Regions from separate parts of the Homo sapiens genome. Here regions 1 and 3 are each linked to region 2. The links are chromatin contacts, found by Hi-C or POLR2A ChIA-PET in ENCODE. All regions are on one chromosome and are shown on one strand. The core of a region is the stretch at or near the end of the contact, and the rest is flanking DNA. Distances in the headings are between cores, read along the strand shown. Region 1 holds the start of BMF (Bcl2 modifying factor). Region 2 holds the start of RMDN3 (regulator of microtubule dynamics 3). Region 3 holds the start of OIP5-AS1 (OIP5 antisense RNA 1).

Region 1 (3,127 bases), core at 274-2,773, 650 kb after region 2:
AAAATCTTTGCTGCCTCCCCTTTATAAAATACAGATTCTTCAGTCTGGCATTCCAGGGACACCTCTGTAGTCTGACCTGAACCCACCTGCCCATGCCTACCGTTCGTAAATCTCAGTGTGCACCCAATGATCCAGTCACCAAGCCTCCCTCTGCTCCCTGCACAGGTAAGCTCTCCAGCTCAGCACTTCAGTCTGCTACCCTTAGGCCTGGGCTATTCTTTTTTATTTTATTTTATTTTTATTTTTTTGAGACGGAGTCTCATTGTCGCCCAGGCTGGAGTGCGGTGGCGCTATCTCCGCCCACTGCAACCTTCACCTCCTAGGTTCAAGCAATTCTCCTACCTCAGCCTCCCAAGTAGCTGGGATTACAGGCATGCGCCACCACGCCCGCCTGATTTTTGTATTTTTAGTAGAGACAGGGTTTCCCGTGTTGGCCAGGCTGGTCTCCAACCACTGAGCTCAAGTGAACCACCCGCCTCGGCCTCCCAAAGTGTTGGGATTACAGGCGTGAGACATGTGCATCTGGTTTTCCTTATTGAAAAATATTTCCCATTCAATTTAAAAGCTGTCTCCCTGAGGCCTTCTCCAGCCTTTGTATTCTGAATTTTTCTGCATTCCTCAATAGTCATTATCCTTGGAATGAATACAATTCCAATAACTTTTCACTATTTTCAGGGCTACCTCTCCTAGTAGACTGTAAGCTCCTTGAGGGCAGACGCCAGGTTTCTGGCACTCAGCCCAATATCTGGCACAGAGTAGGTGCTCGGTAAATGCCTGTGAAGTAGCCCATAGACTCCCTTACGCGGTCTGCAGGACATGCTGCTCTCCTGGCAGCACCAGCACAGTCTCTAAATGCTGCCATATGCGAGATATGTGTCAACCGCTCAAGCAGCCCCGGCCTTCTTGAGCGCTCCGCTTCTCAGCCAGGTGCTTATTTTGCCAGTGCCCACGCCCAGTCAAGAAGAGGACCTAAGGGCTCCCCTGGATGTGTTTGTTTCAAACACACCTTCAGCTTTGGAGCTGCAGTTTTCTTCCGACCTGCTCGGCAGGCGGGAGGGAGCTTTCCCCTGAGGCTGGGATCCCATAGGGACCCGCACCCTGCACCCTGCACCCACTGGACGCACCAGCCTCATAAAAAAACTCCCCGCCTCCTTCCCCCCTCCCTTTGTGGACGCGCAGCAATTATTCTGCCCATTGCCGTGAAAAAGAAGACAAAAGTTACTTTGGCGCCCCCTCTCCCACACCTAATACAGAGGATTCAGGGACTCTCTGGCGCTTCCAGAGCCTGTGTTAGGGACAGAATCCGCACTGGCGACGGCGCTCCGACTGCGCTTCTGGCGACGGTCGGAATTTTGCTCGGCCCCTTGCAATGTTTCCATGGGAAGGTTCGTACATTCGTGACCGTCCCTGGCAGCGGCCCAGCCCGGGACTTGGCGCTTCACTCGCCATTGGTCAGTCCTCGGCGTGACGCGCAGGGGGGCGGGGCCTCATCAGCTGTTTGCGGGATGCCCCGAGCAGGCGTATTTTGGAAACAATACCGCACCGTGCGGAGTGGCCTCCTCCCGCCCCGGCCTGTGCCCGCCGCCGCCGCCGCCCCTGCCTGCGCCTCCCGCCTCCTGCCGCAGCCCGGTGAGCGCCCGGGTGGCCGCCGGGGGCCGGGCGGAGTTGGATCGCAGCTCCTTGGGGAAGTGGGGAGCGGAGTCGCGCTGCGCACGGGGGCCCGGGAAGGGTTTGGGCTGCGGACGTCTGGGGTGACCATGAAGAACTGGGGCGCTGGGGTGAGGGAACGGGGTGCAGAACCCACAGTTGGGTGCGCTGCTCCAAGAGGGAACTTGGGGGTAGCATTTGGGACTCGAAGGAGTTGGGTCCAGGTAGGCAGGGGAACCTGGGGTGCACTGCTGAGCAGACCTGGGCGCCCGAGAACGGCCCAGCCTCTGGGTCTGACTTTGGGATAGGACAGGAGCTGTGGGGCATCCTGCCTCTCTGCGGAGTCTGAAGGCTCCTCTCCTTAACAGCTGGGCTTTTTCCCTCCTTCCCAATCGAGTCTGGGCGTCCAGCCCCCGAGTGCTCGTCACGCTGGACCCTGGCGCGGAGCCCTGGCATCACGACTCGGAGGCCGAGACTCTCTCCTGGAGTCACCCAGGTCTGGGGTGTGTGTGTGTGTGTGTGTGTGTGTGTGTGTTCCTAGTCACTGTCGAGGATCTGGGTGTCTGACTACTGCCTTCTCCTAAGAGGAGGAGGAGTCTAAGTTCAGCATCCCTCTTCCAGCCCTTAGGGGTTGGGATGGCTGCAGCGGGGCTTGAGTTCCTTTGCTAGGAATAAAGCATTCCCTGGCCCTGTTCTCAGGAAGTGCCCTCCTCCTCCCACCGCTCTGGACATCACCTCTTAAGCTCAGGAGAAAAATTTCACCCTCTCTTAGTTTACCCTTGACCTTGGCCAGCACCCCTCCAGAGGCGCCCACCTACAGGCAAGCCACCTACAGTTTGTGGAGCGTGAGAGGGGTCCCTGGGGCTTGCAGAGCCACACCTTCTGGCTGCACCTCCCCCACTGTCCAGTCCAGGCAAAGGTTGAACTTTGGGGCTTTGCTGGGAGGGGGAGGGGAAGGTGATAGGCTTCAAAGGAAAAACCAAGACAATGACTCGTGCTGGTGATTGGCTTTGAGGGCCCCTTCTTAGGTCAAGATTGCTAGCCTGAGAAGAGGAGGTTGGAGAGCTGGAGGGGAGCCCCTGCCAGGTGACTGGCGGGACAGCACTTGGTCCTTTCATCAGGAAATTTTGTTTCCTGTTGTTAATAAGCTGGAGTGCACCACCTCACCCCCCTCCCCATACACACACACACACACACACACACACACACACACACACACACTTGGGAAACACGGTCCAAAGAACACCACGTGGCTGCTTGCCATCCTAGCAGGCATCTCCTCATTCTCCAGGGAAGAGGGCACAGACAGGACCATAGACAGCTCAGGGACAGGGATGGGATGGGACGAAGGCAGGGCCCAAGCAAGCAGCTCACAGCTTGTGTTTGGCAAAGGCAGCATTCTGAATTGAACTGAGATTCTTTTAGCTACTTCACCAATCCATAGACCATTTGGCTTGTTCTTCAAAGGCAAGAGACTAGG
Region 2 (3,252 bases), core at 730-3,229:
CCAGAGCCACCCACCACACTGCTGATTGCCCTGGCAGACACGTGCCTGCCAGATAACATCTTTAATATCCAGGGGGAAATGAATTCCCCTGCTTGGTCTGCCCATTTGGCCTAGCCTCTCATCACAATCCGTTTATCTCACAGAGCTGCCTCCCCCCCGTAGAGAGGAGAAATTATTGTTCTGCCACTGAGTTTTCTGCCACAGCTGAGAACACACTGTCAAAGTGGCAGGGCGTGCTGTCGGTCACGCCTTCTTTTCTTCCTTCCTCCATTCAGCTTTTATGGATGCTTTTGCATTAGAGCTGTGCCAGGCACAGGGGACCTGGGATGAATCAGGAGTGAACCCCATCCTGGAAGAGTGGGCAGTCCAGTGGTGTAGACAGAGTAGAAAGCAAATAATCACAGAACAGAGTGTAATGGGTCTGGTGCGGTGGCTCACGCCTGTAATCCCAGCACTTTGGGAGACTGAGGCAAGCAGATTACTTGAGGTGAGGAGTTCGAGACCAGCCTGACCAACATGTAGAAATCCGGTATCTACTGAAAATACAAAAAGTAGCCAGGCGTGGGGGTGCAAGCCTGTAATTCCAGCTACTCCGGAGGCTGAGGCAGGAGAATTGCTTGAACCCAGGGGCGGGGGAGGAGGTTGCAGTGAGCCGAGATCGCACCACTGCATTCCAGCATGGGCGAAAAGAGCGAAACTCCGTCTAAAAAAAAAAAAAAAGTATAATGGAGGCAATAGAGCCACAGGAGCAAAGCAGGGTGAAAAGCTTAATTTCACCAAGGTGGTGATCTGGGAAGGTTTCCAGAGGAAATTTTTATTTCCTCCAAAATAAAGTGTATATATATATATATACTTTATATATATATAAATATATTTTTTGTTGTTGTTGTTTTTGTTTATTTGTTTTGAGAGGAGGCCTCACTCTGTTGCCCAAGCTGGAGTACAGTGGCGAGATCTCGGCTCACTGCAACCTCTGCCTCCTGGGTTCAAGCAATTCTCCTGCCTCAGCCTCCCGAGTAGCTGGGATTACAGGCGTGCACCACCATGCCCAGCTAATTTTTGTACTTTTAGTAGAGACGGAGTTTCGCCAGGTTGGCCTGGGTGGCCTCGATATCCTGACTTCTGTTGCCCAGAGTGATCATGGCTCACTGCAGCCTCGACGACCTGGGCTCAAGTGATCCTCCCATCTCAGCCCCCAGAGTATCTGTGACTACAGTCACGTGCCACCACGGCCGGCCTCCTGTATTCTTATATGTATACAATATCTCACAATTAAAGGGTAAATAAATATAAGATCTAGTCAAGGGTATTGGGAGGACTGGCCTAGATATTTCTTTCACTAAACTAAATTTTAACTCTTAAGAAATGTTCACAATAAAATTGTTATCATAGTCCATAAAATCGGTCTTTTTAGTTGCCACAATTATAAGAAGTTGCATACAATTACAAGAGTAAAACAGAATTATAAGACAGCACGTTAGGTTTAAGATTTATGGCCGGGTGCGGCGGCTCACGCACTTTGGGAGCCCGAGGCGGGCGGATCGCACTTTGAGAGACCAGGAGAGCGGGACCCAGTCTCTACAAAATAAAAATAAAAATAAAATGTGGGGAGAGCGTGACGTTTTCCAGGTACAGAGGGGAGGTCCAGGCAGAAGCGCAGGTAGAAAGTGTGAATATGCTGAGCGTATTCCGGGAGCAGCAAGTTAAGCCGGTGTGACCGGAGGGAAATGGAGGCCTGGCTGCCGGACGGTGAGGGTGACTGCGCGAGCGTCCGCCCAAGAAGTCTCCCTGCCTTCCCGCCTTTCCCCTGTCTTGGGCCCCTTCTTGCTTTCCTTTCGCGCTCTGTGCTGACTCCGCCCCTCCGGCGGCGCCCGTGGCCCCGCCCCTGAGGGAAACAGACAAGGGGCGGGGCCGGCGCGGTCATCTCTCTGCGCCTTCCCGCAGGGCGCCGAGCACCTGGCGCCGCCTGCCTGACGTCACGGTCACTGACAGCGTGAGCCCGCGGCGGCTGCTGCCATGGTGGCTGGCGGCCGGGTAAGGGTCTGAGTGGATCTCCTGCCAGGCCAGAGCGCCTTCGGGGGCCGCGGCGGAAGGCCAGGAGTTTGCAGCCAGGGCGCCGGGTTTGTGGTCTGCAGTGTCGTGAGGCTGAGGTGGGGGTTGAAGGCCCAGAAGCCGGACTCTGTGACCCGGGTCGGGGGGTGTACTGGAGGGGCGGCTACGTCCAGGCTGGGTGAGAAGAGAGGCAGTGGGGCCCAGGAGGCTGGAGGAAGCCTTAGGGTTCAGACTGGGGTGCACGTAGTCGAGAGCTCAGGGTTTGGGCAAGGGGATACCTGCCGGGGTTCAGCCTTGAGGGTGGGTTTACCGGGTTCACGAATCTCTCTCTCTCCTTACCCCCGCCCGCCCGCCCGCCTGCCTGCTCCCGGTGACTTCTGCTGGCCGCAGGTGCAGCATGTCTAGACTGGGAGCCCTGGGTGGTGCCCGTGCCGGGCTGGGACTGTTGCTGGGTACCGCCGCCGGCCTTGGATTCCTGTGCCTCCTTTACAGCCAGCGATGGAAACGGACCCAGCGTCATGGCCGCAGCCAGAGCCTGCCCAACTCCCTGGACTATACGCAGACTTCAGATCCCGGACGCCACGGTAGGAGCCCGTCTCCTGAGACCGCGGTCACTGCAGACTAATGGGCCTGAGGTCTGGGCTGCTTTCGGTGGAGACTGTGGGACAGGGTAACGGAGAGAAGTGCTTTAGGGTTTCACTTTTTTGGAAGCTTGTTGAAAAAGCAGTCGTCGGGCTGGGCGCGGTGGCTCACGCCTGTAATCCCAGCACTTTGGGAGGCCGAGGCGGGCGGATCACCTGAGGTCAGGAGTTCAAGACCAGCCTGGCCAACGTTCAACCAGATGTCAACATGGTGAAACCCCATCTCTACTAAAAATACAAAAATTAGCCGGGCGTGGTGGCGCGGCCTGTAGTCCCAGCTACTGGGGAGGCTGAGGCACGAGAATCGCTTGAACCTGGTAGGCGGAGGCCGCAGTGAGCTGAGGTTGCGCCACTGCACTCCAGCCTGGGTGACAGAGTGGGACTCTGTCTCAAAAAAAAAAAAAAAAAAAAAGCAGTCGTGGTTTTCTCTACTCTTTCGCCTGTACTCACAAGAAAGTATATTTCAAAAAGACTGTTTAACTTTCACTTTTAGTTCTGGCCACAATAGTGCTATGTGGGTATTAAAGGCACTTGCTTAGTGTTGGGTGAGGTGTGTAAT
Region 3 (3,276 bases), core at 1-2,500, 530 kb before region 2:
GAGTGTTTATTGGGCATCGTCTTGCTCGCGCGCGCTCTCCTTGCGTCGTAGGTTGGTTGGAATGCACGTCAATCAATAGCACTCGCCCCACTCTTTCGATCCGGATTGGGTCCCAGAATTGAGGTAACAGGGAGAAATGCTTTTGTAATTCAATTATTAAGAATGTAAAATTTCCGCCGTAGAAGCTGTACCACGTGGTAAGATAGTGTGGCTAGGCCGCGTGACTATTTTAAGCCACTGTTAGGTTAAACTGTAGTACTAATAATTTCATTCTCAGGCCCGAGGGTTTTTGTTTTGTTTTGTTTTTTGAGACAGAGTCTCTCACTGTCGCCCAAGCTGGAGTGCAGTGGCGCGATCTTGACTCACTGCAACCTCCGCCTCCCGGGTTTAAACGATTCTCCTGCCTCAGCCCCTCAAGTAGCTGGGACTACAGGCGCATGCCACCACACCCAGCTAATTTTTGTATTTTTAGTAGAGACGAGATTTCACTACGTTGGCCAGACTGGTGTCGAACTCCTGACCTCAGGTGATCCACCCGCCTCGGTCTCCCGAAGTGCTGGGATTACAGGCATGAGCCACCGCGCCCAGGCTTTTAATCCAGGGGTAGCACAACACCTAGGGAAAAAATTTAATGCTTCCAGTTTGTCTCTGTCTTTGACTCTTAAAGGGCCCAAACGTTGTCCGGCTGTTTACAGCTTTGGTCAATACAGGAGAGAAGGATTCGTCACTTTTCTGAAGGCCCTCCTGCATAGAGGAAACCTGCTGTAACTGGCAGTTTTGTTGTTTGCTACACCCAACTGTAGGGCATCCTTTCTTCTGCATCATTTCCCAGAGGGGCAGGTGTCAGGCCTCTGAGCCCAAGCTAAGCCATCATATCCCCTGTGACCTGCACGTATACATCCAGATGGCCTGAAGCAACTGAAGATCCACAAAGAAGTGAAAATAGCCTTAACTGATGACATTCACCATTGTGATTTGTTTCTGCCCCACCCTAACTGATCAATGTACTTTGTAATCTCCCCACCCTTAAGAAGGTTCTTTGTAATTCTCCCCACCCTTGAGAATGTACTTTGTGAGATCCACCCCCTGCCCACAAAACATTGCTCCTAACTCCACCGCCTATCCCAAAACCTGTAAGAACTAATGATAATCCACCACCCTTTGCTGAACTCTCTTTTCCGACTCATCCCACCTGCACCCAGGTGAAATAAACAGGCTTGTTGTTCACACAAAGCCTGTTTGGTGGTCTCTTCACACGGACACGTGACAGCAGGGAGGGTATACGTGGGGTGGCTCCTCTTCGGGGTTATGACAAGCGAGGCCCAGCGTAGGCAGTGTAGGTCCACTGTGCTTGCCAAACACCAAGAGGGCTGTCATCTGGGTGGATTCTTAGAAATGCAGATTCCTGGCCTGGCACGGTGGCTGTAATCCCAGCACTTTGGGAGGCTGAGGCGGGTGGATCAGCTGAGGTCAGGAGTTCAAGACCAGCCTGGCCAACATGGTGAAACCCCAATCTCTACCAAAAATACAAAAATTAGCCAGGTGTGGTGGCACGTGCCTGTAATCCCAGCTACTCAGGAGGCTGAGGCAGGAGAATTGCTTGAACCTGGGAGGCGGAGGTTGCAGTGAGCCAAGACTGTGCCATTACACTCCAGCCTGGGCAAGAGTGAGACTCCATCTCAAAAAAGAAATGCAAAGAAAAAGCCATGTAAAACCAGAGTATGTCACCGCTGAGGCTGCACATGAATGAGGAGGTGGGCAATTTAAGGAATGGACATATACTGGATTTTTAGGCTTTTTCTACATTTAAGGAGTCAGGGAGTCAAGAATAGAAATTGCGTCTTAGCTGGAATGAATGGGAAGTGGCCACGGCTGACAAAACCATGTCGAAGCCAAAAGTGCTGGCCCCTCGATGAATGTTTCCACTTCATATATCCAGGCAGCAGCAGAGTAGACTGCAGCTGACCGTACAGACATAAACTTGAGTAAGGGAGACACTGTGATTTCAAACTTGAAGGGACTAAGTTACATAAAATTCTTGTAAAATGGACAAAAGTTATTTTGTTTCAACCACAAGTATTTATTGATGGATCGAAGATACAATTTTAATGGAACAATAAGGCACAACCGTGGATTAAAACACTTTGCTATACAGCCAAAAGGGGGGAAAATCTATAACCTTAGGAACTTTATGCCAATCAAGAAGCCTCTAAAGTACCTCTCTAATAGATCAGTATCAGACATTCTTCCCTTTTACATAATTCCTATATTACATCACTTAATCATAAAATCTGACTGATACTTCATAAAGAATTCCTCATTCATTTATATTTGAGCCATCCAGCCTGGCTACTCCCCTGTTCTCCACCCTTTTCCATCACTTTGCAGTGGTATTTTTTAGCAATCTTCAATAGTTTTCCAAAGCAAGGAAACAAGCAAGCAAGCAATGAGTCAGAAAGTCAACCAAGGGCAGATGTGTGGCTAAATACACTCATAGAGACATACATTAGGATAGCAATAGCCTGATTCACTGAAGTCTAAACTAAGCTGACTTGGCAGAAAAGTTGCTGTGGCTCGCTCAAAGATCTGTAATGCCACCTTAGGTTGTGCTACTAGTGCCAGACCTCTTGTTTTTAAGGGATTAGCAGTGGTCTAAACAAGAAGCCAGGGAGCTAATGTAACCAGGCAGCTAATGACACAACAGTCAATGCTTTGGACATGTATTAGGAGCAGACTATGGCTTCCGTCATTAACATTTGCCAAGTGTAAAATTCATAAAGAATTTTGCGGCTGAGCACGGTGGCTCATGCCTGTAATCCCAGCACTTTGGGAGGCCGAGGCAGGAGGATCACCTGAGGTCAGGAGTTCAAGACCAACCTGGCCAACATGGTGAAACTCCCTCTCCACTAAAAATGCAAAAATTACCCAGGTATGGTGGCACACGTCTGTAATCCCAGCTACTTGGGAGGCTGAGGTGGGAGAATTGCTTGAACCCAGGAGGCAGAGGTTGCAGTGAGCCAAGATCACGCCACTGCACTCCAGCCTGGGTGACAGAGTGAGACTCCATCTCAAAAAAAAGAATTTTGTGCAAAACTTCAAGACACTAAGGAAACAATCTTTAAATATTTTGGACTGGGGCCAGGCGTGGTGGCTCACACCTGTAATCCCAGCACTTTGGGAGGCTGAGGCAGGCGGATCACGAGGTCAGGAGTTCGAGACCAGCCTGGCCAACATGGTGAAACCCTGTCTCCACTAAAAATACAAAAAATTAGCCGG

The links. Hi-C counts contacts between places; a loop is a spot of excess contacts on that map. ChIA-PET counts read pairs that join two places held with the same protein, here RNA polymerase II (POLR2A). Pooled maps may share reads with other maps.
Region 1: a pooled map shows a loop between it and region 2 (5-fold over the local background). The contact joins the promoter of BMF here to the promoter of RMDN3 in region 2. A Hi-C loop is called at or near these places in 6 of 50 pooled maps. POLR2A ChIA-PET finds 5 or more read pairs at or near these places in 2 of 52 experiments (AG04450 and GM10248).
Region 3: a map of B cell shows a loop between it and region 2 (21-fold over the local background). The contact joins the promoter of OIP5-AS1 here to the promoter of RMDN3 in region 2. A Hi-C loop is called at or near these places in 3 of 168 maps with a recorded cell type or tissue (B cell, CD4-positive, alpha-beta T cell and dorsolateral prefrontal cortex), 1 of 37 single-sample maps with no recorded cell type and 13 of 50 pooled maps. POLR2A ChIA-PET finds 5 or more read pairs at or near these places in 1 of 52 experiments (activated T-cell).

The regions. Positions count from the first base shown.
Region 1 is chr15:40,107,275-40,110,401 of GRCh38, reverse strand. BMF (Bcl2 modifying factor) reads left to right here and starts at 1,523. Exons shown (of 5, transcript NM_001003940.2): 1 at 1,523-1,629; 2 at 2,016-2,143. RefSeq lists a silencer at 1,466-1,715 and an enhancer at 2,225-2,920.
Region 2 is chr15:40,753,981-40,757,232 of GRCh38, reverse strand. RMDN3 (regulator of microtubule dynamics 3) reads left to right here and starts at 1,979. Exons shown (of 13, transcript NM_018145.3): 1 at 1,979-2,150; 2 at 2,443-2,636. The coding sequence starts at 2,450. RefSeq lists enhancers at 1,519-1,628, 1,719-1,838, 2,049-2,258 and a silencer at 2,374-2,588.
Region 3 is chr15:41,280,671-41,283,946 of GRCh38, reverse strand. OIP5-AS1 (OIP5 antisense RNA 1) reads right to left here and starts at 1,250. Exons shown (of 5, transcript NR_152821.1): 1 at 1,229-1,250. CHP1 (calcineurin like EF-hand protein 1) reads right to left here. Exons shown (of 7, transcript NM_007236.5): 7 at 2,060-3,276. RefSeq lists an enhancer at 321-1,062.